Regions from separate parts of the Homo sapiens genome. Here region 2 is linked to region 1. Evidence: read pairs that join two places in POLR2A ChIA-PET (ENCODE). Cell type or tissue: Panc1. All regions are shown on one strand. Links, peaks and the distances in the headings refer to the core of each region. The heading gives the core; the rest is flanking DNA. Region 1 overlaps RHPN2 (rhophilin Rho GTPase binding protein 2). Region 2 overlaps RHPN2 (rhophilin Rho GTPase binding protein 2).

Region 1 (14,817 bases), core at 4,269-12,268:
GAGTGCAGTGGCACCATCTCGGCTCACTGCAAGCTCCACCTCCCGGGTCCACGCCATTCTCCTACCTCAGCCTCCTGAGTAGCTGGGACTACAGGCGACCGCCACCATGTCCGGCTAATTTTTTTTTTTTTTTTTGTATTTTTATTAGAGATGGGGTTTCACCATGTTAGCCAGGATGGTCTCAATCTCATGACCTTGTGATCTGCCCGCCTCGGCTTCCCAAAGTGCTGGGATTACAGGCGTGAGCCACTGCGCCCGGCCTGGTCTCGAACTCTTTGGGCCCAAGCCTCAGCCTTCCACAGTGCTCGGATTACAGGCATGAGCCACCGCACCCAGCTTTCCCTGGCTTCTCACTATATTTTTTCTTTCTCATTATGTTACTGTGTTTAAACAGAGGTACAGCTCTATAAGATTATTATAAATTACTTTCTCAACTTATATTACTATAATTTCTCAAGAAGTGGAAATGCAACTTCTTTTCCCCAGATTTTTATGCTCTTCCTACTGAAAATCTTGGAAGAATTATTGTTCTCTGGCCTGTAGTTAAATGCAGAGTAATGTAATTTTCTAGAATGCTGCATCCTGATAGAGATTCCTTTTCTGCAACTGCCCCTGTACCCCACAGTACTAAAACTCACAGGAAAATCTGTTGTGGCCATGAAGAAAAGCAGCTGGAAGGCCGGGGGTGGTGGCTCATGCCTGTAATCCCAGCACTTTGGGAAGCTGAGGTGGGTGGATCACCTGAGGTTGGGAGTTCGAGACCAGCCTGACCAACATGGAGAAACCCCGTCTCTACTGAAAATACAAAATTAGCTGGGTGTGGTGGTGCATGCCTGTAATCCCAGCTACTCGGGAGGCTGAGGCAGGAGAATGGCTTGAACCTGAGAGGCAGAGGTTGCAGTGAGCTGAGATCACGCCATTGCACTCCAGCCAGGGCAACGAGCAAAAAACTCCGTCTCAAAAAAAAAAAAAGGAAAAAAGAAAAAAAAAAGAAAAGAAAAGCAGCTGGAAACAAACTAGAGAAAGCCTTTCCCCAGGGCCATTGAAAGGCCCAAAATGAAAGGTCTTGGCACTATGTGGAAGAGGAGAGTGAGTACACAGTGAGGCATTGTCACTTCTTATCTCTGCCTCTTCATCCTTTGGGAATGCTAATGCCCCAAAATGAATTTAGCTCCATTGTTTTTACTCAAGAGCTGTAGGAGAAGTTGTTTCTTGTTCACAGAAACCTCCAGCCTGGACAGGGCCTCCGGGTTCATTGTGTCCTGGTTTATGGTCCCTGTTGACTCTGGGCTTCCTGGAGGCTCCGGCAGAGAAGGAAGGAGAATTTTTGTTTGTTGTTGTTTTTTTTTTTTTTTAACCCAGAAGCTCCTTGCAGTCTTCTCTCTGCAAGGAGCAGGGATCTACTCTTTGATGAATGAGCAGCATTCATCTTAGTGAGGGCTAATTTCGTGTTAGACACTTGTGTGCATCTTTTATGAACGCTTGTGTGGATGAGGAAGCCTTCTGATGGGCTGAGTCCACCAGGAACAGCGTGGGTCATGTGGGATCAGCAGCTCCAGCTCTATTGGTACTGATACTACCCCTCCGGCTGTTTAGATCCATCCCCTTGGACCCTTGAGTCAATTCCCAGGTGGAGAGGGAGGGAGGCAGAGGAGAGTAAAGGTTGGTGATGCTGACCCCACTCCTGATTCCCCATGATGGTCTAAAACAGCTTTTTTTTTTTTTAAAGATGACAGAATCTGGCTGTGTCACCCAGGCTGGAGTGCAGTGGCACCGTTGTAGCTCACTGTAGCCTTGACCTCCTGGGCTCAAGTGATCCTCCTGCCTCAGCCTCCCAACTAGCTGGGACTAGAGATGTGATTAAAAATTGCCACACCTGGCTGATTTTTATTTTTATTTTTTGTAGAGATGGGGTCTTACTGTGTTGCCTAGGCTGGTCTTCAACTCCTGGCCTCAAGCAATCCTCCCATCTCAGTGGTGGGCTATTACAGGTGTGAATCACTGCACCCAGCCCTAAGCCAGATCTTAAAGGCCAGGCTGGATCCAGGCTGACTGTGGCCTTGGAGAGGGGAGGGTCTGCCCAGCTGCATGGTATCCACCATCAGCCCCGAGGGTCTGCCTGACCAACAGTCTTCAACTGTGGGATCCTGGCTGGGAGGTATCCCCTGGCAGAAACAGAATTTTCAGGGTGACTCAGAGGAGAGACAACGTGATGAACTATAACACTGTAAATGTCCCTTGTTTCCTGGGGCCATTTGGATGGTTGCCACGACACCACCTGATGCTACTGGGCGTTGGCTTTAGCCTGATCAACACTTCCTCCTTTGGCTCAGGTACCAGCGTCCCGTGACACAAAGGCTGCATTGGAGGTAGCCATAGGACACAGTCGAACTGCAGGTACCGCTCAGCCAGAGGCTGGGTGTCTGGCAGAGCAGCAGTAATGGGTGCCAAGTGAGGACAAGGTTCCCCACTTGGAGCACCAGGGACGGAGACACCACGGTGAATGATGTGAGTCCCTCAGGGCTGCCCATTCAGACCCTCGGAGTTCCCTATGGCCAGGTTTCCATTTGATTGTAACAAGAGAAAAGGGGACCAGCACAGTGGCTCACACCTGTGATCCCAGCACTTTGGGAGTCCGAGGCAGGAGGATCATTTGAGGTCAGGAGTTCGAGACCAGCCTGGACAACATGGTGAAACCCTGTTCCTACTAAAAATGCAAAATTAGTCGGGTGTGGTGCTGCGTGCCTGTAATCCCAGCTACTCGGGAGGCTGAGGCAGGAGAATCGCTTGAACCTCGGAGGTGGGGGTTGCAGTCAGCTGAGATTGTGCCACTGCACTCCGGCCTGCTGGGTGACAGAGCAAGATTCTGTCTCAAAAAAAAAAAAAAAAAACAAAGAAGAAAAAAGGGCAGGTGGTAAAAAAACAAGGCTGGATGTAGTGGCTCACACCTATGATCCCAGCACTTTAGGAGGCCACGGTGGACAGATCACATGAGCTCAGGAGTTCAAGACCAGCCTGGGCTGCATCGACAAAACTCTGTCTCTACAAAAAATACAATAAAATTAGCCAAGTGTGGTGGTGTGGACCTGTAGTCCCAGCTTCTCGGGAGGCTGAGGTGGGAGGATTGCTTGAGCCCCAGGATATTGAGGCTGCAGTGAATGGAGATCACGCCACTGCAGTCCAGCCTGGGCAAGAGAGTGAGATCCTGTCTCAAAAACAAGAGACTGGGCGCGGTGGCTCACACCTGTAATCCCAGCACTTTGGGAGGCTGAGGCAGGTGGATCACCTGAGGTCTTAGGAGTTCAAGACCAACCTGGCCAACATGGTGAAACCACGTCTCTAGTAAAAAATACAAAAATTAGCTGGGTGTCCAGGTACAGTGGCTCACGCCTGTAATCCCAGCACTTTGGAGGCCAAGGCAGGTGGATCACGAGGTCAGGAGTTCAAGACTAGCCTGACCAACATGGTGAAACCCCATCTCTACTAAAAATACAAAAATTAGCCAGGCATGGTGGTGTGCGCCTGTAATCCCAGCTACTCTGGAGGCTGAGGCAGGAGAATCGCTTGAACCTAGGAGGCAGAGGTTGTAGTGAGCCAAGATCGCACCACTGCACTCCAGCCTGGGCAAGAGAGCGAGACTCCATCTCAAAAAAAAAAAAAAAAGCAAAACTGTTAAAACTGTTGTTGAGTGTGTCCTACCAGTTGAAATAAGCAGATCATTGGTCTGGAAATACAGTTGATTCATGGAAATGTTCACGATTTGATGTGGTGGGAGGCACAGTAAAAGCCTAGTTATTCAAGGCTGGGCGCAGTGGCTCACACCTGTAATCCTAACACTTTGGGAGGCTGAGGTGGGTGGATCACTTGAGGCCAGGAGTTTGAGAGCAGCCTGGCCAACATGGTGAAACCTCGTCTCTACTAAAACAAAACAAAACAAAACAAAACAAAAATTAGCCAGGTGTGTTGGCACATTCCTGTAATCCCAGCTACTCAGGAGGCTGAAACAGGAGAATCGCTTGAACCCGGGAGGTGGAGGTTGCAGTGAGCCGAGATCACACCACTGCACTCCAGCCTGGGCAACAGAGCAAGACTTCGTCTCAAAAAAAAAAAAAAGTTATTCAGCATATTGAAAAATAACTGTGATTGGCACACAGTAGGGGTTTATAGAGATTTCTGGAAGAGACTGAAGGGAGCTCGTAACTAAAGATTATGGCTGTGTTGACTCATATCGAGCCCCCCTCCACCCCTGTGTGAATGGATTGGGATTCCCGGGGGAGGCGGCTGGGCCCTCACCTCCAGCCCTGACACCTGGCAGAGATCCTGGAAGGGCAGGAGGGCTGTTGACAAGTACTGAATTCATGTTTTTATTTTTATGGACATGGACAAGCTAGATTCTTTCCACCCAGCCTGCCCTGAATCTCCAGTGTGGTGAAAAGTTAAATTAGATGTATGTGTGTATTGCAGTGTACTGCATGCTATTTTCTGTGCTTTCTCATTGATTGCTCTGGCTGACTTATAAACAAGCAATTCTGTTTTCCAGAGTTTGGTGGTTGAGTGAGGGATTGCGTAACCAGGAAGGAGTGAGAAAGGCAGAGAAAATAATCTTTGCTGGAGAAGCAGCTAAAAACACCTGCCTTCCTGTATCCCGTGGGAAGGTCTCTCTGGCTGGGAGCTGGCCCAGCCCTACCGTGTCATCTCTCACTTAGTTTTACGCCTGAACCTTTAGATCCCAAGCTTGCACATTGCCCTAAATTTGCTGGAAACACCTCTGCATGTGTGAGCTTTATCTTTGGCTGTGCAGAAGAAGGGCCCATACTATTGCCTATAGTGGAGGGGAAGCAGGTGCCAGGCACTGCCCAGAATGGAGCAGGGCCCCCATAGGGGAAGAAAAACTGCCCTGTTCCAGGAGTAGCTTGACCACCCTTTCCTTTCTTCCTAATTAAGTGCCTGCCTCCAGTTTTATATTTTTTTTTTAACTTAACATAAATTTATTTTTCACAGTTCTAGAGGCTAGAAATCCAAGATCAAGGTGCCAGCACGGTCAGTTTTTGGTAAGGGCTCTCTTTCTGACTTTAATTCTTTTTTTTTTTTTTTTTTTGAGACAGGGTCTCACTCTGTCACCCAGGCAGGAGGGCAGTGGCAAGTTCTCGGCTCACTGCAACCTCCGACTCCCGAGTAGCTGGGACTATAGACACACGCCACCACGCCTGGGCTAAGTTTTGTATTTTTTGCTTGAGACAGGGTTGCACCATGTTGGCCAGTCTGGTCTCAAACTACTGACCTCAAGTGATCCGCCCACCTCAGCCTCCCAAAGTGCCATGATTATACACGTGAGCCACCACACCAGGCCTTTGTCTGATTTTAGACAGCCACTTTCTCACTTTGTAAGAAACTTGTAACAGTGGCAGAAATGTCACTGTAGCTGTGATCTGTCTGTTCACTGAACAGATTTCACCTAGGATAACATTCTGAGGCTTTTCTCTGGGCACACATTTAGTTGTTACACCACATTATTTAGCTGTTTTATGAGCTTAAGAACAGTAGTTACAAGCAAGGTGAATCCGCATTGCTGCACTCAAAGCTTTCAGATAGGTGTGTGCCACACTAATATAAACGGTTGCTGTACACGTACAGAGAAACTTCTCTAGTAACGAACTGTAGAAATGATCCCTGGAAGTACAGTCTTCCTGCCTGTGGGCTTTGTCTAGGTGCTGCTCTTAAATACGTGTCTTACAGGTGAACAATCTGACTGTACATTAAGGGCATGTAAGTGACCTGTAAAGAGAGTTTTCACTCTAGGCCAGTGCGGTGGCTCGCACCTGTAGTCCCAGCACTTTGGGAGGGCGAGGTGGGCAGATCACTTAAGTCCAGGAGTTTGAGACCAGCCTGGCCAACATGGCAAAACCCTGTGTCTACTAAAAATACAAAAATTAGCCGGGCATGGTGGTGTGCACCTGTAATCCCAGCTACTCAGGAGGCTGAGACAGGAGAATCGCTTGAGTCCAGGAGGCGGAGGTTGCAGTGAGTTGAGATCATGCCACTGCACTCCAGCTTGGGTGACAGAGTGAGACTCTGTCTCAAAGGAAAGAAAAGAGTTTTCACTCTAGGTAAACTTATTTGAGTTAGTACTTTTTTAGTTGCAGGTGCTAGAAAATTTAATCCAAAATAACTTTGGCAGATAAACACACCCTAGTATGTTCCTCCAATAGAATTCTATCCCACAATAAAAAAGGAACACACAAATTAGCCGGGTGTGGTGGCGGGTGCCTGCAATTCTAGCTACTCAGGAGGCTGAGGCAGGAGAATCGCTTGAGCCCGGGAGGTGGAGTTTGCAGTGAGCCGAGTTCACGCCACTGTGCTCCAGCCCGGGCAACAAGAGCGAAACTCTGTCTAAAAAAACAAAAAAAGGAACAAACTACTGGTAAATGAAACAGCATGGGTGAATCTGAAAACATGGTATTGAGCAAAATAAACCAGACATAAAAGTCTACATCCTATCTGATTACATTTACATAGTTCAAAAGCAGACAAAAATATGTGGTGATAGAAATCAGAGTATTGGTTGCCTGGGGATGATGGAAATGTTCTGTGTTCTGTATTTTGATAGGAGTGATGGTTACGCAGGTTTATATGTTTGTTCAAACTCATTGAACTATATACTTAAAATATGTGTATTTTATTATATATAAATTGTATCTCAATTCAGAAAATTGAGATACAAAGAAGGGAATGAATTGGTTGCTGTAAATGAAAAGTACAGAGGGATGGCTTCAGGCCTAGCTTGATCCAGGGCTCAGATGACATCGCCAAATCTGTTTCTCAGCTCAGCCCACCTGGGGTTGGTTCCCTGTCTAGGGAGACACTCTTCTGCTGGTGGTAAGGTGGCTGCAACTGCTCAGTGTCACAGCCTCCCAGGTTCAAGGCCAATGAGGACCTCTTCCTGATGGGTTTCGATTGACCCTGATCTTCAGGCTTTGGTTTTCCAATGGGCCAGGCAGAAGTCAGATGTTCTTCCCTTTGGAAAGGATGTTGGGGGAGCATGGATTTACACACACACCCCTGCCCCCCACCAGGCCATCATGGGCTATGAGGCGGGAGAGTGGGCTGGCATCACTGTTCCCCCAAAAGATGTGGGGTGATGGTGGGCAGCCATCACCCATGAAGGGGTGTCTGGGGGTTGCATGCATTCCTACCGCTCACACCGCCTCACCGCTCATCCTGGAGCAGCAGGAAGGACAGGGTCTTAAATCCCACCCCAACTTTTACTGCCTGCCTCTAGGATCTCAAGTTGCTCATATAGCCTCCTTGCTGCAGAACCATGGGATCCGAGATGCTGTACCAGGGTCCACATAAGCGGGCCGACCCCAGGAGTTGCCTGTAAAGCTGGTGATGACACGGGGGTTCACTCAGTACTTGCTTTTCTTGGGTGTTGGCTGTTTGCCCACTCTTCAAGTTTCGGGACTGACGGAAATGTCCGAACCTTAGTGTGGGAAGGGAATAGACTCTGTGGAGGAGAAAGTCTCACTTCACTGTAGAACTTGTCAACAGCAGATCCCGAGGTCAGGACAGCTCAGTTGGCCCCACAGGTGTGAGAGGTTTAGCCCCAGTCCCTGGTGCAAACCCTCACTCCAGTCTCAGAGCGGCTTTGTGTTCTGTTGAGAACCAATCCCTGTCTCTGAGTTGCAGAGGCTATTCTGGAAGCTGTTTGTTCAGGGCTAAGGTCTCGTTATTACACAAGATAGGGGGTGGGGTGAGAAATGTATGGGTGGGGATGGTGGACCCGCCACCTTGTCCCCTACAGAGCAGCCCCTGGCAGGGGCTAGTAGATGGCCAATAGTTTCTGGTGATGCCAGGGAGTCTTTCTGACAGTCTTGTCCAGATTTACCTCTCAGGGAAGTTTCCACACACAGCCCCGTGGGTGTTTCTTGTGTTCCCCAGCAAAGCCCAACATTCCTACCTGTCAGGAATAAGTAATGTGGTTTCGGGCCCAATTACTCAGTCAAATCTAACCCTAAGTGTTCCTATGCCTTATCTAGAAACCTGACCACATATCTATGGGCTGGTTAGGGCGTACTGATTCCAGGCCAGCAGAAGTTGGGGAAAGTATACGAACAGAAAAAAAAACATTCTTATCCGTAGTTTGGAATGGCTGCTTATCTGAGCTCTGGGAATGTACGTAAAGGAATTAGTTATTCAAGCTTCCCTGTAAAATGAAACACAGCAGTGGTGATCCAGGTAATTCAGAGTCAAACTGAATCGTCGTCATTTTTGGAAGTGGAAAGGAAAGAGATGAACAGTTATTTTAGTTATTTAATATTTAATTATAATAGCTTAACATTAAAGTTTTTTTTTTTTTTTTTTTTGAGACTGAGTCTCGCTGTGTCACCCAGGCTGGAGTGCAGTGGTGTTATCTTGGCTCACTGCAACCTCTGCCTCCCGGGTTCAAGTGATTCTCCTGCCTCAGCCTCCAGAGTAGCTGGGATTATAGGCGCATGCCACTACGCCCAGCTAATTTTTATATTTTTAGTAGAGACAGGGTTTCACCATGTTGGCCAGGCTGTTCTCGAACTCCTGTCCTCAGGTGATCTACCCGCCTCAGCCTCCCAAAGTGCTGGGATTACAGGCGTGAACTACTATGCCCGGCCAAAGATATTTTAATCTTAAATCTGAAGAAAGACAAAATTGGAAACCGTTTAATGCTTTAAACGATATTAATTTTAAAATCCATTCCAGGGCTGGATGCCATGGCTCATGCCTGTAATCCCAGCACTTTGGGAGGCCGAGGCGGGTGGATCACCTGAGGTCAGGAGTTCGAGACCAGCCTGGCCAACACGGTGAAACCCCATCTCTACTAAAAATAGAAAGATTAGCTGGGTGTGGTGGTGGGTGCCTGTAATTCCAGCTACTCAGCAGGCTGAGGCAGGATAATCACTTGAACCCAGGAGGCAGAGGCTGTACTGAGCTGAGATCGTACCACTGCACTCCAGCCTGTCTACAGAAGCCAACTCGAATTCCGAATATCTGTGCAATTTGAACTTGGGGGAAAGTGTCCTTGCGAGACAGGGAAAATTAGGTTGTGGGGCTATGTGGGGGATGGGTGGTGGTGACCTGATGGGAAATGAGAATGAGAAGTCTTTTATTTTTATTATTATTTAAAAATTTTTATTATTATTTGTAGAGACAGAGTCTCACTCTGTTATCCAGGCTGGAGTGCAGTGGCGCAATTGTAGCTCACCGCAGCCTCAAACTCCTGGCCTCAAGCGATCCTCTGGCCTCAGCCTCTCAAAGTGCTTGGGATTACAGTTGTGAGCTACCATGACCATTCTGGCCAAGAATGAGAAATCTCTGTGGAAGGAGAATACTGGGATTCCTGAGGAGGTTTCCGCTATAGATAACTCACATCTCCCTCCCTGGGGTCCAGGCCATGGGTGTGGCTTGGGCAGAGGTCGGAGAGGCCAGGTGTGTGCAGGCCTGAGATGTGACTCAGGGAGAGAGAAAGGGCAGTCTCTTCACCACGTAATACTACCCGCCAGACCGCTCCCAGGGAGTAACCGCAGTGGGCAGGACCTAGAGATAAGCGGCAAAGAGGAATGTGGGCGTATCCCAGGTCCTGAGGCTTCTACCTGTCTGGGGTGGGAAGAACACCATTCAGCTAAAATGCAGCTTTTATTCTGATCTTAAACTTTTAGCGTGAAGCGTTGTAATCCAAATACCCCAGGGCACAATGGTCAGAGAACACAGACAATTTGTTGAAAAAGAAATTAAAGTGTCAAGATTATATGGAAAAACCTTTACCTTCACTGTTATAATAAACATACAAATTAGAAGAATGAGCTATCTATTTTTGCATGTCAACTTGACAGAAATTAAAAATAATTTTCAACCAGACAGATAAAAAGACAATCCAGTTTAAAACTGGGCAAAGGAGAGCTGGGTGTGGTGGCTCACACCTGTAAGACTAGCACTTTGGGAGGCCAAGATGGGCAGATCACTTGAGGTCAGGAATTCAAGACCAGCCTGGCAAAAAAATGGTGAAACCTTGTCTCTACCAAAAAATGGAACAATTAGCCGGACGTGGTGGCATGCACCTGTAGTCCCAGCTGCTCAGGAGGCTGAGGCAGGAGAATCACTTGAACCCAGGAGGTGAAGGTTGCAGTGAGCCAAGATCATACCACTGCAGCAGTCCAGTCTGGGTGACAGACTGAGACCCTGTTTCAAAAAAAAAAAATGGGCAAAGGATCTGAATTGATATTTCTTCGAAGAAGATATACAGTTGGCCAATAAGTTCATGAAAAGATATTCAACATCATTAACTGTCAGGGAGACACAATTCAAAACCACGATGTGAGACAGCACACACATAAGGTAGCTGTAATAAAAAAGATAGACCAGCACCTGTATTGGTGAGATGTAGATGAATTGGAACTCTCATCCTGTTAGTTGGGTTGTAAAATTGTATAACCACTTTGAAGAGCCTGATAGTTCCTCAAATCATTAAACATAGAATAAATCATATGATCTAGACCGGGCTCAGTGGCTCACGCCTGTAATCCCAGCATATTGGGAAGCCAAGCCAAGCGGATCACTTGAGGTCAGGAGTTTGAGATCACCCTGGCCAACATCATGAAACCCGCCTCTCTACTAAAAATACAAAAATTATCTGGTCATGGTGGTGCACGCCTGTAATCCCAGCTACCCGGGAGGCTGAAGCAGGAGAATCGTTCGAACCTGGGAGACAGAGGTTGCAATGAGCCGAGATCGAGCCACTGCACTCAAGCCTGGACGACAGAACAAGCCTCTGTCTCAAAAAAACAGAATCAAAAATAAAAACAAAACAAAAAAACCACCTGATCTAGACATTTTATTTCTATATTTATAGCCAAGAGAAACAAAAGCACATATCCATATAAAACCTTGTACGCACATAAACAGCCTTATTCGTAATAGTCAAAAAGTGAAAACACTCCCCATGCCCATTGTATGATGAATGATGAATGGATAAAGTACACAAGTGTGGTGTATCTATGTAATGAAATCTTATTCAGGGACAAAAACGGACAAAGTTCTGATACATGCTACAACCTGGATAAACCTTGAGAACATCATGGCAAATGAAAGAAGCCAGATGCAAAGGCCACATATTATATGATTCCGTTTATATGAAATAATCTTGAATAAGCAAACCTGTAAAGACAGAAAGTAGATTGGTGGTTGCCTAGGGCTGGGGTTAAGGGGAAAAGGAAATGAGGAGCGATGCTAATGGCTACTTGCTTTTTTTTTAGGCTGATGAAAATGTTCTAAAATCAGATAGTGGTTGATGGGCGTGGTGGCTCGCGCCTGTAATCCCAGCACTTTGGGGGGCTGAGGTAGGCAGATCACTTGAGGTTAGGAGTTCAGGACCAGCCTGGCCAACATGGCGAAACCCTGTCTCTACTAAAAATACAAAAATTAGCCAGGCGTGGTGGTGGGCACCTGTAATTCCAGCTACTCGGGAGGCTGAGGCAGGAGAATCACTTGAACCTGGGAGGCAGAGGTTGCAGTGAGCCGAGATTGTGCCACTGCACTGCAGCCTGGATGACACAGCAAGACTCCATCTAAAAAAAAAAAATCAGATAGCACTGATGGTTCTGTAACTCCTGAATATACTAAAAACCAATGAATTGTTTATTTTAAAAGGGCAAAACGTATGGTATATGGATTATATCTCCATAAAGCTGTTACTAAATAAAAAAAGTAGGCCAGGCGCAGTGGCTCACACCTGCCATCCCAGCCCTTTGGGGAGGCCAAGGCAGGTGGATCACTTGAAGTCAAGAGTTCAAGACGAGCCTGGGCAACATGGCGAAACCCTGTGTCTACTAAAAATACAAAAATTACCTGGACATGGTGACATGCACCTGTAGTCCCAGCTACTTGGAAAGCTGAGGCATGAGAATCACTTGAACCCAGGAGTCGGAGATTGCAGTGAGCCGAGATCGCGCCACTGCACTGCATCCTAGGCACGCAGCGAGACTCCATCTCCAAAAAAAAAAAAAAAAAAAGTAGATACTCAGTAACAGTGAGGGGGAAAGCGGTCACAAGGGTGTGGGTGCCTTTCTGTCCTGGAGGATGATTGGGCTGGCCCATGGGTAGCCCTGAAAGGTTTGATCTTATAACTCTGCCCTAGAGATATGTCTTTAATTAATTTATTTATTTTTGAGACAGCGTCTCACTTTGGTTGCCGAGGCTGGAGTGCAGTGGCATAATCTCGGCTCACTGCAACCTTCAGCACCCAGGTTCAAGCGATTCTCGTGCCTCAGCCTCCTGAGTAGCTGGGATTATAGGCGCCCACCACCACACCTGGTTAATTTTTTGTATTTTTAGTAGAAACAGGGTTTCACCATGTTGGCCAGGCTGGTCTTGAACTCCTGACTTCAGGTGATCCACCCGCCTTGGCCTTCCAAAGTTCTGGGATTACAGGCATGAGCCACAGTGCCTAGCTCAGACCTTGTCTCTAAAATAAATTACATAAATAAAATAGATGAGAAGGAAAGACCAATTCACAGTGGCTGTTTTGCAATTGTGTTGTTATGAGCGACTTTTCTTTATACTTTTCAATATTTTCTATGTAGATGCTTTGTTTTCAGAAAAGATTATTTTTAAAGTTAAACATTTTCCATTATATTAAACCCTGTCATCATTTTTAGAGTGGCCGACCTCTGAAGGGGCATCTCTTATTTTTCCTCAGGGCTGTAATCCCCTTGCACAAACCGGCCGGAGTAAATTGCAGAATCAAAGAGCTGCTTTGAATCAGCAGATCCTGAAAGCCGTGCGGATGAGGACCGGAGCGGAAAACCTTCTGAAGTAGGTGTCTTCTGGCTTCCCTGCCTCTCCTGAGTCCTAGTCATCTGTTCCCTAAACTCCCAGGCCAGGCTCTTGGTTTCAGCTTTGGGTTTCCTCCTCATTTCTGGCATCTGGAGTCGTCCCTTTCTTGCCTATAGCTTGGTTATGTTGAAAACAGATATTTTACCCCGCCTGTTTGTGTGTTTGGGGATTGGGTGGGTGGGAGATAGATGCAGACGGTGTGGCATTTGGCTTCAATTCAGTCAGCCATCTTGATGGGAAGCCCAATTTTTGTCTCGAGGTTTGTTTTCTGGCTTTCTCTGGGACTTGTCTATTTTCTCCACTGCCTGACACTATGCCTGGTGCAGAATTTGCTTGGTAAATGTTTATTGAATATATAAAGGAAAGAAAAGCAGAAAGGAAGGAGAGGGGATATTTCTATTGCCAGTGTCCACCTTGCTAATGAGAGGGCTCAGTACACCCCCGTGATCTAGGGCACTCATTAGTATGCTCTCGTGGTAAAACAGTTACTTACCCAGCATAGAACTCAGAGAAGCCTTACCTGTGTCTAGACCTCTATAAACCCTCTCCAGGCAACGAAATGCAACAAAAGACAATGTGCCAGCACTCTGTTTACAAAGAGTGCAGAGTTTCTTCTTCCTTCAGAGTTCTACTGGAGACCATGGTTAGCCCCGTGCCGCCTTGTTTTTTGTTTGTTTGGAGACAGTCTTGCTCTGTCGCCCAGGCTAGAGTGCAGTGGCGTGATCTCGGCTCACTGCAACCTGTGTCTCCTGGGTTCAAGTGATTCTCCTGCCTCAGCCTCCCCAGTAGCTGGGACCACAGGCATGCACCACCATGCTTGGCTAATTTTTTGTCTTTTTAGTAGAGACGGGGTTTCACCATGTTGGCCAGCCTGGTCTTGAACGCCTGGCCTCAAGTGATCCGTCTGCCTCCACCTCGCAAAGTGCTGGAATTACAGGCGCGAGCTACTGCGTCTGGCGTCATGCCACCTTTTTTCTTTTTTTTCAGATGGAGTTTCGCTCTTGTTGCCCAGGCTGGAGTGCAATGTGCAATCACAGCTCACTGTAGCCCCCAACCTCCTGGGCTCTTCAAGCAATCCTCCTAACAGCCTACTGAGTAGCTGGGACCACAGGCATGCACCACCATGCCCGACTAATTTTTTTTTTTTTTGAGACGGAGTCTTGCTCTGTCACCCAGGCTAGAGTGCAGTGGCGTGATCTTGGCTCACTGCAACTTCTGCTTCCCAGGTTCAAGTGATTCTCCTGCCTCAGCCTCCTCAGTAGCTGGGATTACAGGTGCCCGCCACCGTGCCCGGCTCATTTTTGTATTTTTAGTAGAGACGAGGTTTCACCAACTTGGCCAGGCTGGTCTCGAACTCCTGACCTCGTGATCCACCCGCCTCAGCCTCCCAAAGTGCTGGGATTACAGGCGTGAGCCACTGTGCCTGGCCAATGCCCGACTGATTTTTTAAAAATTATTTGTAGAGACAGGGTCTTGCTGTGTTGCCCAGGTTGTTCTCGAACTGTTGTCCTCAAGTGATCCTCCTGCCTTGGTCTCCCAGAGTGCTGGGATTACAAACATGAGCCACTGTGCCTGGCCTGTGTTGCTTTTGTTACTCACGGAATACCTGATGACTTGAGGTCCTGGGTGGGAAGTTTGTCTGGGAATCTCTTCTCCAGCTCCTTTTGCAACTGGGTGCAAAGCAGGTTGTTACTGGAGGAGGCTGGGAAAAATACTGTAGCGTTTTGGCTTTTAAAAAGTCAAGCAGTGTCCCTATCCCAAGACAAGTTTGGACATGGGAATTGTCCACTCCCATAGCAGAGAGCAACTCATGTCATCTGTGTGACGTGAGAGAGGCCCCCGATTTTGGGACTCCCTGTCATGTGCTGGGAAGGCCGTGGTATGTTTTGTGGCCTAGGGTTCTGGTTGACCCTTGGACAGGCCTGCTCTGTGGCCAAGGGGGCAGGTGGGCAGCCT
Region 2 (14,817 bases), core at 6,417-14,416, 65 kb after region 1:
TCCTGCCTCAGCCTCCCAAGTAACTCGGATTACAGTCACCTGCCACCATACCTGGCTAATTTTTGTATTTTTAATAGAGATGGGGTTTCACCATGCTGGCTAGACTGGTCTTGAACTTATGGCCTCAAGTGATCCACCTGCCTCAGCCTCCCAAAGTGCTGGGATTACAGGCGTGAGCCACAACACTGGACTATTAGGATCACTTTCAATTACAGAAACGTTTATCCTCCCATTTCTAATCCTCTATTCTAGCTAAAACTGAGCAAGAGGTTGACATTATATTGCCCCAGTTCTCCAAGCTGACAGTCACGGACTTCTTCCAGAAGCTGGTATGTTGAATGCTCTCTACATTCAAATGACCTAAGGGGACAGCTCTTCACTTTGGCGAGTATGGTGTCTTAGTCCATGTGGGCTGCTATAACAAAATGCCTCAAACTGGGGGGCTTATGACAGCAGAAATATATTTCTTAGTTCCGGAGGCTGGGAAGTCCAAGACCAAGGTATGGGCAGATTCGGTATCTGCTGAAGGCCCATGTTCTGGTTTATAGGTGGGGCCTTCTACCTGTGTCCTCATGGCAGAAAAGGTGATGAGCTTCCTTGGGCCTGTTTTAAAAGCATGTATCCCATTCTTGAGGGTTCCACCCCAAGACTGAATCACCTCTCGAGAGGCCCCACTTCCTAATAATTACATTGATGATTTTAATATACATTTTAAATTTTAATAAATATTAATAAAATTTTAATATTTTAATATACAAACTTTGGGAGGGTACAAACATTCAGACCATAGCATATTTTATTTTATTCATTTATTTTTATTTATTTGTTTTTTGAGACAGAGTCTCACTCTGTTGCCCAGGCTGGAGTGCAGTGGTGCGATCTCAGCTCACTGCAGCCTCCGCCTCCCAGGTTCAAGTGATTCTCCAGCTTCAGCCTCCCGAGTAGTTGGGATTACAGGCCTGTGCCACTACGCTCAGCTAATTTTGTATTTTTAGTAGAGACGGGGTTTCACCATGTTGGCCAGGCTGATCTTGAACTCCTGGGCTCCAGTGATCCGCTCACCTCAGCCTCCCAAAGTGCTGGGATTACAGGCCTGAGCCACTGTGCCCGGCCCCATAGCATATTTTAAAGGTAGTTTTTAGGTATTGTCTATTTAAAATTTTTTAAAAATATTTTTTAGTTTTTTTAGAGACATGGTCTCACTGTGTCACCTAGGCTGGATTACAGCGGCATGATCATAGCTCACTGCAGCCTGAACCTTCTGGGCTCAAGCGATCCTCCTGCCTTAGCTACCCTAGTAGATGGGACTACAGGTACACACCACCATGTCCAACTAATTTTCATTTCTTGTAGAGATGGGGTCTTGCCTAGGCTGGTCTCCAACTCCTGGGCTCAAACCATACTCCTGCCTAGGCGTCCCAGAGTGCTGGGATTACAGGTATGAGCCACTGTGCCTGGCCTGAGATTTTTTTCCTTTTTTTTTTTTTTTTTTAAGACAGGGTCTAACTCTGTTTTCACCCAGGCTGGAGTGCAGTGGCACAATCATAGTTCACTGCAGCCTCGAACTCCTGGGCTCAAGAAGTCCTCCTGCCTCAGCAGCCTGAGTAGATGGGAGCATTGGCGTGCACCACCATGCCTGGCTAATTCTTTTATGTTTTTAGTAGAGAATGGTTCCCACTATATTGCCTAGGCTGGTCTCAAACCCCTGGCCTCGAGCGATCCTTCTGCCTTGGTCACACAAAGTGCTTAGGATTACAGGCATGACATGCCTAGTCTTACATTTTTTATATTAGAGATTTTATTTATGATAATTTTGGCCGGGTGCGGTGGCTCACGCCTTTAATCCCAGCACTTTGGGAGGCTGAGGCGGGCGGATCACCTGAGGTCAGGAGTTTGAGACCAGCCTGGCCAACATGGTGAAACCCCATCTCTGCTAAAAATACAAAAATTAGCCAGGCATGGTGGTTCGCACCTGTAATTCCAGCTACTCAGGAGAATTACTTGAACCCGGGAGGCAGAGGCTGCAGTGAGCCGAGATCATACCACCACACTCTAGCCTGGGCGACAGAGTGAGACAATGTCTCAAAAAAAAAGAGAAAAAGATAATTAATACAATGCCTAAAAGATAATTTTATTGAAAATATATTGGGTATGTTTGAGAAGATGGCTTTCCAGGTTCTCGCATGACTGCTGTAGCATGTATGCCCCCAGATGTGTCATTTGTCCCTGAACAAGGCCAAGTGAGATCTTCAAGGACAGCAGGCAAAATTCCCTTTAGCTTTCAAGCGTCTGATCCAGCCTTCAAATCCTACACCTAACGATGCTCTCTTCCAAAGGGCCCCTTATCTGTGTTTTCGGCTAACAAGCGGTGGACGCCTCCTCGAAGCATCCGCTTCACTGCAGAAGAAGGGGACTTGGGGTTCACCTTGAGAGGGAACGCCCCCGTTCAGGTTCACTTCCTGGATCCTTACTGCTCTGCCTCGGTAAGCACATGCTTTTCTTGATTGGCAGCAAACACAGATATCTGGGTGATTGAATTTAGGGTGGGTTCACCCATGTCAAAGGCCTGACTTGATGTGAAGGGCCTCATGGGTGCTACATTCCCTAAAAGAAAAGGATTAATTTTTACTGTCTTTCTTTTGTTTGTTTTATGTTTTTAGTTTTTTTTAGACTTTGGGAGGTGGAGGCTGCAGTGAGTCGCGATCGTGCAGTGGCGCGATCTCAGGGCTCACTGCAGCTTCTGCTTCCTGGTTTCAAGTGATTCTCCTGTCTCAGCTTCCTGAGTAGCTGGGATTACAGGCACGTGCCACCACACTCAGCTAATTTTAGTTTTTGTTTTTGTTTTTTGAGACGCAGTCTCACTCTGTCGCCCAGGCTGGAGTGCAGTGGCGCGATCTTGGTTCACTGCAACCTCCACCTCCTGGGTTCAAGTAATTCTCCTGCCTCAGGCTGCTGAGTAGCTGGGATTACAGGTGCGTGCCACCATGCCTGGCTAATTTTTTGTGTGTTTTTAGTAGAGACGGGGTTTCACTGTGTTAGCCAGGATGGTTTCGATCTCCTGATCTTGTGATCCGCCTACCTCGGCCTCCCAAAGTGCTGGGATTACAAGTGTGAGCCACCTGGCCCGGCCTAATTTTTGTATTTTTAGTAGAAATGGGGTTTTGCCATGTTGGCCAGGCTGGTCTCGAACTCCTGGCCTCAAGTATTCTGTCTGCCTTGGCCTCCCAGAGTGCTAGGATTACAGGCGTGAGCCACTGTGCCTGGCCAATTTTGGCTTTTTTTTTTTTTTTTTAATTGCACCCAGGCTGGAGGGCAGTGGCACGATCTCGGCTCACTGCAATGTCTGCCTCCCGGGTTCAAGCAATTCTCCTGCCTCAGCCTCCCAAGTAGCTAGGACTACAGGTGCCCACCACCACACCTGGCTGATTTTTGTATTTTTAGTAGAGATGGGTTTCACCGTGTTGTACAGGCTGGTCTTGAACTACTGACCTCAAGTGATCTACCCGTCTCAGCCACCCAAAGTGAATTTTTGCTTTCTTGATGCGAACTTACGCAAATACCTATTTTGTTAATGGGGACTGATTCAAGGATTTGAGTGAACAAAACGTTGACTTAATTTCAACAATACTTTTTCAGGTGGCAGGAGCCCGGGAAGGAGATTATATTGTCTCCATTCAGCTTGTGGATTGTAAGTGGCTGACGCTGAGTGAGGTTATGAAGCTGCTGAAGAGCTTTGGCGAGGACGAGATCGAGATGAAAGTCGTGAGCCTCCTGGACTCCACATCATCCATGGTGAGCGCTGACACCTCCCTGGGCAGTCAGTGGTGGCGTGGAGTGAAATCTGCATGAGTTCAGCCCCAGAGGTGTTTACCAGACCCTCTGTCTCCTGCCTGTGTAACATGGTACAAATGACTGGACTCCCAGGCTTGTAATCACTGTAATGTGCTCACCTTGGGTCAAAGAGAAAATTGGCAAACTTTTTCTTTTTAAAGACAGCGTCTTGCCCTATTGCCCAGGCTGGTTTGCAGTGGTATGATCATGGCTTACTGCAGCCTCTATCTCTTGGGTTTAAGTGATCCTCCCACCTCAGCCACACGAGCAGCTGGAATTATAGGCACCCACTACCACCCCTGGCTCGCTCTTTCTTTCTTTCTTTCTTTCTTTCTTTATTCATTTTCTTTTTTAATTTTATTTTTTTTTTGAGACGGAGTCTCGCTCTGTCACCCAGGCTGGAGTGCAGTGGTGCAATCTTGGCTCACTGCAAGCTCTGCCTTCCGGGTTCACACCATTCTCCTGCCTCAGCCTCCCAAGCAGGTGGGACTACAGGCGCCTGCCAACATGCCTGGCTAATTTTTTGTATTTTTAGTAGAGACGGGGGTCTCACCGTGTTAGCCAGGCTGGACTCGATCTCCTGACCTTGTGATCTGCCAGCCTCGGCCTCCCAGAGTGCTGGGATTACAGGCGTGAGCCACCATGCCCAGCCTATTCTTTATTTTTTTGTAGAGACAGGTTCTTGCTATGTTGCCAAGGCTGGTCTTGAACTCCTGGGCTCAAGCCATCCTCTCACCTTGGCCTCCCAAAGTGCTGGGATTACAGGCGTGAGCCACTGCACCCTGCTAGCAAACTTTTAAAAATATCCTGTAGATAAAATAATCAACTGATCTATTTTTCTGATCAAATTGTTTAATTACAAAAGTAATACATACTCATAGTGAAAAAAATAAAAAACAAAAAAAAATTCTAATGGTACAGAAGTGCTTAAGACAACCTGTGAAAGTTAAGACAATCCCTCTGTACGCCCTAGAGGCAGTGTCAGCCATGTCCTGGGAGATTTGGGAAGCATTTGAGTGTCTTCAAGTTCACCTGCACAGTTACCGCCTTTAATTTTCCCCACGTGAGGCCAGGCACGGTGCTCATGCCTGTAATCTGAGTACTTTTGGAGGCTGAGGTGGGCAGATTGCTTGAAGTCAGGAGTTGAAGACCAGCCTGACCAACAAGGCAAACACTGTCTCTACTGAAAATATAAAAATTAGCTGGGCATGGTGGTGCACGCCTGTAACCCCAGCTACTCAGGAGGCTGAGGCAGGAGAACAGTTTGAACCTGGGAGGTGGAGGTTGCAGTGAGTGGAGATCGCGCCATTGCACTCCAGCCTGGGCAACAGAGTGAGACTCTGTCTGCAAAAAAACCCTAAAATTTTCCCCAAGTGCTAGGATTCATGCCATACTTAATGACGTTCTCCTCTGCACTTTGCCACACTTAATGATGTACCCTCGACCTTCCCTCTGTAACAACACTCATTTATTCATTCAACAAATATTGATTGAGGATCAGTTGGGTGCCAGACACTCTCTTAGGTGTCAGAGCTCCAGTTTACATTACACAGATAAGGTCCCTGCCCCCCAGCGAAGCTGGCATTAAAGTCAGCAAATAAATGTTCAGGATTTTGATAAGTGCTGTAAAGGAAAAAAGACCTGTAACAGGGTGGAATGACTGGGGAGGGGGCGAGGCTCTATCTAGGCAGGGATGGACCAGACATGAGAGTGACCAGGAGGTTCGAGCCAGTTGCAGAGGGACAAGAAAGGCCTTCTGGGCAGGGGCACTTACAGGTACAGAGCCCCTGCAGCAGAATAAGCTTCTCCTACCGGAGAGGCAAAAAGAAGGCCTTTTGGCAAGAGCACCAGGACAAGGAAGGGAGCCATGGGAAGTGAGGTAAGAAGGAGGCCTTGGCGGCAATGGTGGGAGCTTGGAAGCCACTTGGAAGCCCCTTTCAGAAGGGGAACGGCGTGGTGTGATGTTTGTTTTAGAAGGGCGTCTGCTGCCGGAGACTGGCCATGGCACTTGTCCAGGCTGGTGACATTAGTGGCTGAGGTGATGGGGGTGGCTGTAGAGTTAGAGAGACATGAGTGGCCCTGGGACATAGTTTGGAGGTAGAGCTGATGGGGGATTTGTGGATGATTTGTGTTAAGGAGACAGTGGACAGGGAGGTGAGGCCTCAGTTTTTGGCTTGATCAATCTCATGGGTAGTGGTTATTTTTCTACCTTTAATTTCTTTTTTCTGTTGTTGTTGTTTTGTTTGTTTTGTTTTTTTTTTTGTTGTTGTTGTTTTTGAGACAGGGTCTCACTCTGTTGCTTGGCTGGAATGCAGTGGTGCAATCGTAGCTCACTGTAGCCTTGACTTCCTAGGCTCAGGCAATCCTTTTGCCTCAGCCTCCCGAGTAGCTGGAACTACAGGTGTGTACCACTATGCCTGGCTAATTTGTTTATCTATCTATGGTAAATTTTTTTTGGTAGAGATGGGGCCTTTATATATTGCCAAGGTTGGCCTCAAACTCCTGGCCTTAAGCGATCCTCCCACCTCCGCCTCCCAAAGTGTTGGGATTACAGGCATGAGCCACCATGCCTGGCCTGGTTATTTTTCATAATGATGGGTAATGGGTGTGAGGGAGGTGAAGGAGAGAGAAATCAAGAGTCATGTTTTGAATGTTCCAGATGCTATTAGCAGTCAGACGTAAGCATAAAGGAGGAGATCGAATGTGAAGTCTTACAGTTCGAGGAAGAAATCAGAGCTAGAAATAAATATTTGAGAATCATTGCACAGGGATGATATTTGAGGCTGTGAGACAAAATGCAGCTCCCTGCAAGGGGGCTAGGGCTGAGGGCTAAACATTTAGAGATCAGTTGGAAGAGAAGCAAGTGCAAAGAAAATGGAGGAGAGTTCAGAGATGTCGGAGGAAAGGAGCTTCTCAAATTAAGAGGAGAAAGCTTTGCAGTGAGAGGGTGATGGGTTGCATTGAATGCAGTTGAGTGGTGGAGAATGAGGTCGCCTTAGCTGTGCCTATTGTATTTGGCAGCAGGATGAAAAGACACTTTGGTGGAGAGGTGGCAGCAGAAGTCAGTTGAGAGAGGGCCAGAGAGCCAATGGATTTTGAGTCCATGGATATAAAATGCTCAGCATAGGCAAATCCAGAGACAAAAAGTAGATGGTGCTGGGGCTGGGCAATGGGAGTCGGGAGGGACTGCTGAAGGGTCATAAGGTAGAAGGTTTCTTTTTAGGGGGATGGAAATGTTCTGAAATTAGGTAGTAGTGATGGTCACCTAACTTTGTGAATATACTAAAAATCACTGGTGTCTTGGCATGCTGGCTCACACCTGTAATTCCAGCACTTTGAGAGGCTGAGGCAGTATGTTCGCTTGAGCCCAGGAGTTCGAGACCAGCCTGGGCAACATGGCGAGACCTTGTCTCTACAAAAAATAAAAAAAATTAGCGAGGCATGGTGGCGTATGCCTGTAGTCCCAGCTGCTTGGGAGGCTGAGGCAGGAGGATCACTTGAGCCCAAGGAGGTTGGGGCTGCAGTGAGCTATGATTGTACCACTGCACTCCAGCCTGGGTGTCAGAGCAAGACCCTGTCTCAAAAATAAAAATAATAAATAAAAGCCACAGAAGGGTATTAAAATGGTGAATTTTATGCATGTATGTGAATTATATCTCAAAATTTTTTTTTTTTTTTTTTGAGACAGAGTCTTGCACTATTTCCTAGGCTGGAGTGCAGTGGCGTGATCTCGGCTCACTGCAACCTCCGCCTCCTGGATTCAAGTGATTCTCCTGCCTCAGCTTCCCGAGTGACTGGGATTATAGGTGGGCACCACTATGCCTGGCTAATTTTTGTATTTTTAGTGGAGACAGGGTTTCTCCATGTTGGTCAGGCTGGTCTCGAACTCCTGACCTCGAGATCCATCTACCTTAGCCTCCCAAAGTACTGGGATTACAGGCGTGAGCCACCTCACCCGACATACTTCAAATTTTAAAAGAAGATAAAGTCAAGGGACTCAGAGCATCTTGGGAGAAGGGATCATAAGAAATCATATTTTTAGGGACAAAATCCATGGAGTTTCTGGACAAGTGATTAAGGTCCCCAGCAGAAACAGAAAAGACGTTTGTCCAAAAGGAGGTTAGAGAAAAGAGCCAAGCCACACACTGAAGGTTGGAGTAGGGACCCCATCAGCAGAGGCCTGAGTTTCTGGGGCATGCCCTGCCCCCTGTGAGAGGTGCAAAGGCTTGACTTTCAAGCCTGTGACATCGTTACACCAGGCCAAGGAAGGGGCTGCTGTAGTAGCTGAAAGCAAGGGTTCTGCACTCAGACAGTCTAGATGTGTATCCTGGCTTTCCACCACCAGTTGTGTGGCCTTCAGCAAGTCAGGGAATAGCTGTGAGCCTCAGGATAAACTGAGTTTACATAAAGCCCTTACAAGAGGGCCAAACAGGAGCTACATTTCAATCCACAATAGACATTATAATGATGATAACCATGATCATGATGTTTATTCTTTTCACCTAGCAGGTCCTCTTTAATTTTTTTAAAAATAATGTTTTTAGGCTGGGCACAGTGGCTCACTCCTATAATCCTAGTACTTTGGGAGGCCAAGGCCGGCGGATCACTTGAAGCCAGGAGTTCGAGACCATCCTGGCCACCGTGGCAAAACCCTGTCTCTACTAAAAATACAAAAATTAGCAGGATGTGGTGGTGCATGCCTGCAATCCCAGCTATGTGGGAGGCTGAGGCATGAGAATCACTTGAGCCTGGGAGGCAGAGGTTGCAGTGAGCCGAGATCGAGCCACTGTACTCCAGCCTGCGTGACAGAGTGAGACCCTGTCTAGAAAAAAGAAGGTTTGTTTTTTGTTTTGAGACAGGGTCTCGCTCTCGTTGCCCTGGCGCAATATCGGTTCACTGTGGCCTTGACTCTTGGGCTTACGTGATCCTCCCATCTCCGCTTCCTGAGTAGCTAGGACTACAGGCATGGAACACCATACCCAGCTAATTTTTCGTATTTTTTGTAGAGACGGGGCTTCACCGTGTTGCCCTAGCTGTTCTCTAACTTCTAAGCTCAAGCAATCCGCCTACCTTGCCTCCCAAAGTGCCGGGATTACAGGCATAAGCCAGCATGCCCGGCCAAATAATTTCTTTTGTTGTTGTTTTTTGTTTTGTTTGTTTTGAGACAGGGTCTAACTCAGTTGCCCAGGCTGGAGTGCAATAGTGCAATCATAGCTGACTACAGCTTCGAGTTCTAGGACTCAAAAGATCCTCCCTTCTCATCACCTGAGGTCAGGAGTTGGAGACCAGCCTGGTCAACATGGCAAAACCCTGGGCGTGGTGGTGGCGGGCGCCTGTAATCCCAGCTACTTGGGAGGCCAAGGCAGGAGAATTGCTTGAACCCAGGAGGCAGAGGTTGCAGTGAGCCGAGATTGTGCCACTGCACTCCAGCCTGTGCAAGAGAGGGAGACTCCATCTCAAAAAAAAAAATCCTACCAAGTAGCTGGGACTATAGGCGTGCACCACTATACCCAGCTAATTTTTAATTTTTTTGTAGTGACAGTCTCATTTTGTTGCCCAGGCTGGTCCCAAACTCCTGGGCTTAAGCAATCTGCCTGCCTCCGCCTCCCAAAGTGTTAGGATTACAGGAATGAGCCACTGCACCAGGCCAAAAGTAATTTCCTTTTGTCTTTTATTAATTAATTTTGTGGTGACGAGGTCTAACTAAGTTATCCAAGCTGATCTTGAATTTCTAGCCTCAAGAGACCCTCTTGAATCAGCCTCCCGAATAGTTGGGATTACAGGCGTGAGCCACTGTACCTGGCTCTTTTTTTTTGGAGACAGAGTCTTGCTCTTGTCATCCAGGCTGGAGTGCAGTGGTGCAATCTTGGCTCACTGCAACCTCACCTCCCGGGTTCAAGCGATTCTCCTGCCTCAGCCTCCCGAGTAGCTGGGATTACATGCACCCACCACGATGTCTGGCTAATTTTTGTATTTTTAGTAGAGATGGGGTTTCACCATATTGGCCAGGCTGATCTTGAACTCCTGGCCTCCGGTGATTGGCCCGCCTTGGCCTCCCAAAAGTGCTGGGATTACAGGAGTGAGCCACCATGCCCAGCCCCTGGCTTTTTAAAAATAATTTTTTAAAAATTATTTTTGTCTATTAATTTTTATGATAAGGATTTTAGATAATGACAGTCAAGCACTGTTTTTAGCGACTGAGCCTTTCAAACAAAATCAAATAAAGAGAACATTTAGCCTAGCACTCTGGCTGAACTGATGACCTGCTGCCCTTGGCTACCCTCTTGACTACAGTGGGGATCCCTAGTTGAACAAATCTAAGCTTGGAATCAAGCTCTGGAATTAGGCCCTGACTGCCGTTCACAAGCTGTGTAACCTTCAGCACGTTCATACCCTCCTTGGGCCTCGGTTTTCTCATCCAGAGGATGGAAGAGTTAGGCCTACACAGTGGTTTTAAACTGTGCTCTGTAAAGCCCTAAGAGTTCTAGAGGGGTACCCCAGGTGGATTTGAGTGAGGAATGGGTGGTGGGGAAAGAAACAGTAAATGGAGCTGGGCACAGTGGCTCACGCCTGTAATCCCAGCACTTTGGGAGGCTGAGGCAGGTGGATCACTTGAGGCCAGAAGTTCAAGACCAACCTGGCCAACATGGTGAAACCCTGTCTCTACTAAAAATACAAAAATTATCTGGGTGTGGTGGCATGTGCCTGTAATCCCAGCTACTTGGGAGGCTGAGGCAGGAGAATCACTTGAACCTGGAGGTGGAGGTTGCAGTGAGCCAAGATTGGGCCACTGCACTCCAGTCTGGTGACAGTAAGACTCCGTCTCAAAAAAAAAAAAAAAAAAAGGCTTTTAAAAGAAAGTAGTGGTACACATTGCAGGAGTGAGAGAGTGTGTGTGGGTATGATACTGGGGTGGACCTGGAGGGGAACAGGGTCAAGAAAGGCTTTACTTTTTTTTTTTTGAGACAGTCTCGTTCTGTCACCCAGGCTGGAATGCAGTGAGTGGCGCTATCTCAGCTCACTGCAAGCTCCACCTCCTGGTTCATGCCATTCTCCTGCCTCAGCCTCCCAAGTAACTGGGACTACAGGTGCCCGCCACCACGCCCGGCTAATTTTTTGTATTTTTAGTAGAGACAGGGTTTCACCATGTTAGCCCCGATGGTCTCAATCTCCTGACCTTGTGATCTGCCCGCCTTGGCCTCCCAAAGTGCTGGGATTACAGGCGTGAGCCACCACGCCCCGCCAAGAAAGGCTTTTCAAAGAATGTGATGGTACGCATTGCAGGAGTGTGTGTGTGTGTGTGTGTGTGTGTTTGTGTGTGTGTAGAGATCTGGGCCAAGAAAAGCTTTTCAAAGAATGTGATGGTACGCATTGCAGGAGTGTGTGTGTGTGTGTGTGTGTGTGTGTGTGTGTGTGTGTAGAGATCTGGGAGGCAAGGGTGCCTGGAGGAGAGAGGGAATGGGATCCAGGCACACAGAAGGGCTTGGTCTTGGGGGACGGATGCCATGAAGTATACGGCAGGGATGTCAGGAGGGTGCGTGAGTGGCTTCAGGAGGAGAGCGAAGATAAGAAACAAGTATACAGGAGAAAAGGAAATGAAATTACTAGGGACACACAGAAGTGCCAGGAAATGGGTGCCTATTAGAGGTTTGGGGTCAGGTTAGAATTCCAAGGGAAGCCTTGGTGAGTGTCCTCCAGCAACGCACAACCTTTCAGATACAGGCCCTAGGGGAGGCAGAGGGTGGAGATGAGCGAGTGGGGGCAGATGGAAGAGAACTGAGGGTATTTATAAGGCAGTGGTTTTGATACACAATGGACTTTGAGCAGCTGAGGGTTGGGAAATGCTTTCAGGCCTCACATCTGTCTCCAGGATTATTCGTTTTATTATTGTTTTAAATGACATTGTGTGTGCTCCGTAAAACATGGTGGAGTTAGCGGTCAGTTTTCCAGAAAAGGAAGAGGCATCTCCATCCTTAGGGGCTCGAAGTACCCCCTACTTTATTGCTGCATAACTCAGATTCCTCTGAGGGTTTATTTTATTTATTTATTTATTATTTATTTATTTTTTGCAATAGCGTCTCACTCCATCGCCCAGGCTGGAGTGCAGTGGCGTGATCTGGGCTCACTGCAACCTCCGCCTCCTGGGTTCAAGTGATTCTTCTGCCTCAGCTCCTGAGTAGCTGGGATTACAGGTGTGCACCACCACACCTGGCTGATTTTTGTATTTTTAGTAGAGATGGGGTTTCACCATGTTGGCCACGATGGTCTTGAACTCCTGGCCTCAAGTGATCTGCCCAACTCAGCCTCCCAAAATGTTGGGATTACAGGTGTAAGACACTGTGCCCGGCCCCTCTTAGGGTTTATATTAGGAACAATGTCCTCAACTATTGCAGCGATATATTGTATGCCTAATTTTAGTGCCAGAACATAGTAGACCATCAATAAACATGTGGCGAACTAAACAATCTCAATGTTAGGCAAACCTTAGAAGCCGGTGATAGCCCATGTGGAAGTCTTCAGAAAGCAAGCTTCCTTAGATTTCCAGTTTGAATCCTACATGATTCTTGGAAAGTTAATAGTAGAGAGTGTTTAATGGTACAAAGTTTCAGCTGAGGAAGATGAAAAAGTTTTAGAGATGGATGGTGGCAGTGGAGCATAATGATGTGAATGTAATTAATGCCACCGAACTCTACACTTGAAAATGATAAAAATGGCACTCCAGCCTGGGCGACAGAGCGAGACTCCATCTTAAAAAAAAAAAAAAAAAGGAAAAAGAAAAAAAAGAAAAAAAGAAAATCAGGTGTAGAATAGTGTAGTATATTCCTTTTAAGAAAATGAATGGTAATATACTTAGGTACATATAGAAATACTTGTACATCATCTCTAGAAGTATAACATGGAGGGCCTTAGAAGCCCAGGTGACAGGGAGACCTATTGCTCACTGCATACTCTTTTTTTTTTTTTCCCTTCCCTTGCCCTCTTCCATTCCCTTCTCCTCTTCCCTTTCCTTCCCCTCTTCCCTTCCTTTCCCCTCTTCCCTTCCCCCCGCCCCCCCCCTTTTTTTTTATTTTGAGACAGAGGTCTCACTCTGTCGCCCAGGCTGGAGTGCAGTGGCACAATCACAGCTCACTATAGCCTCAACCTCCTGGGCTCAAGCAATCTTCCCCTCTAAGCCTCCCAGGTAGCTGGGACTGTAGTTGTGAGCCACCGCGCCCCACCCTGTACTTTCATATTCGTGACCATGAGTATTATTACTTTCTCAAATAGAAGAAGAACCTTAAAATATGAGTTGTGGCTCCTAAGCTTAAATTGTTACTATTGAGTACATTCCTTAAAAATTATCCTTGTTGGGCCGGGCGTGGTGGCTCACGCTTATAATTCCAGCACTTTGGGAGGCCAAGACGGGCGGATCACGAGGTCAGGAGATCGAGAAGGGGTGAAACCCCGTCTCTACTAAAAATACAAAAAATTAGCCAGGTGTGGTGGCGGGTGTCTGTAGTCCCAGCTACTCAGAGAGGCTGAGGCAGGAGAATGGCGTGAACCCGGGAGGCGGAGCTTACAGTGAGCCGAGATCGTACCACTACACTCCAGCCTGGGCGACAGAGTGAGACTCTGTCTTAAAAAACAAAAACAAAAAACAAACAAAAAATTATCCTTGTTGGACCTGGTGGTGCACACCTAGAGCCCCAGCTACTCAGGAGGCCAAGGCAGGAAGATCGCTTGAGCCCAGGAGTTTAAGACCAGCCTGGGCAACATAGCAAGACCCTGTCTCAAAAAAGAAAAAAAGTTTGTCCTTGTTTTAAGAACCTAATTCTATATAAGCATTGGTCACCTGAGTTTCCGAATTATGTCTGTTCAATTTATTTTTTGGAGACAGAATCCTGCTCTGTCACCCAGGTTGGAGTGCAGTGGTGTGATCTCAGCTCACTGCAACCTCCACCTCCTGGGTTCAAGTGATTCTTGTGCCCAGGCTCCAAGCAGCTGGGACTACAGACATCCACCACCACACCTGGTTAATTTTTGTATTTTAGTAGAGATGGGGTTTCACCATGTTGGCCAGGCTGGTCTTGAACTCCTGACCTCAAGTGATCCGCCTTCCTCGGCCTCCCAAACTGTTGGGATTACAGGTGTGAGCCACCGCGCCTGGCCAAACTTCGTAGTTTTTATCATCTATCTTGATGATGCCTGACGCCCTTTTTCTTACTTTTCTATGTGCAGCATAATAAGAGTGCCACATACTCCGTGGGAATGCAGAAAACGTACTCCATGATCTGCTTAGCCATTGATGATGACGACAAAACTGATAAAACCAAGAAAATCTCCAAGAAGCTTTCCTTCCTGAGTTGGGGCACCAACAAGAACAGACAGAAGTCAGCCAGCACCTTGTGCCTCCCATCGGTCGGGGCTGCACGGCCTCAGGTCAAGAAGAAGCTGCCCTCCCCTTTCAGCCTTCTCAACTCAGACAGTTCTTGGTACTAATGTGAGGAAACAAACATGTTCAGGCCCTGAACATTTCCGGTGCTGACTCGGCCTTAAACGTTTGTGCCATAATGGAAAATATCTATCTATCTGTTCTCAAATCCTGTTTTTCTCATAGTGTAAACTCACATTTGATGTGTTTTTATGAAGGAAAGTAACCAAGAAACCTCTAGGAATTAGTGAAAAAAGAACTTTTTTGAGGTGTGTTACTATACTGCTGTAAGTTATTTATTATATAAAGTATTGTAAATAGAATAGTGTTGAAGATATGAAATATGGCTATTTTTAATGGTGACAATTATGACTTTTAGTCACTATTAAATTGGGGTTACCTATATCAGTACAATTTGTAGTTGTTTCCAGGTTTGGCTAATAATCATTCCTTAACCTAGAATTCAGATGATCCTGGAATTAAGGCAGGTCAGAGGACTGTAATGATAGAATTAAATTAGTGTCACTAAAAACTGTCCCAAAGTGCTGCTTCCTAATAGGAATTCATTAACCTAA

Evidence for each region. ChIA-PET counts read pairs that join two places held together with the same protein. Peaks named below come from ENCODE experiments on the same cell type or tissue, not always from the same donor. Only the 100,000 strongest peaks of a DNase experiment are listed, where the experiment ranks them.
Region 2: POLR2A ChIA-PET joins it to region 1 with 17 read pairs; 6 of 35 experiments call an interaction of 5 or more read pairs at or near these places.

What each region holds. Positions count from the first base shown.
Region 1 is chr19:33,042,272-33,057,088 of GRCh38, reverse strand. RHPN2 (rhophilin Rho GTPase binding protein 2) reads left to right here. Exons shown (of 15, transcript NM_033103.5): 2 at 12,725-12,840. It also overlaps the pseudogene LOC124904805. Among named protein-coding and RNA genes, the nearest start is that of RHPN2, 15 kb to the left of the region's middle. RefSeq lists enhancers at 1-84, 85-608, 1,742-2,242, 8,091-8,809, 13,219-13,769. In Panc1, for the core only: no CTCF peak of the experiment used is centred there; no DNase peak of the experiment used is centred there; H3K27ac peaks cover 5,674 bases.
Region 2 is chr19:32,979,489-32,994,305 of GRCh38, reverse strand. It overlaps RHPN2 (rhophilin Rho GTPase binding protein 2), which reads left to right. Exons shown (of 15, transcript NM_033103.5): 12 at 253-329; 13 at 2,337-2,483; 14 at 3,637-3,792; 15 at 14,050-14,817. The coding sequence ends at 14,310. Among named protein-coding and RNA genes, the nearest start is that of FAAP24, 15 kb to the right of the region's middle. In Panc1, for the core only: no CTCF peak of the experiment used is centred there; no DNase peak of the experiment used is centred there.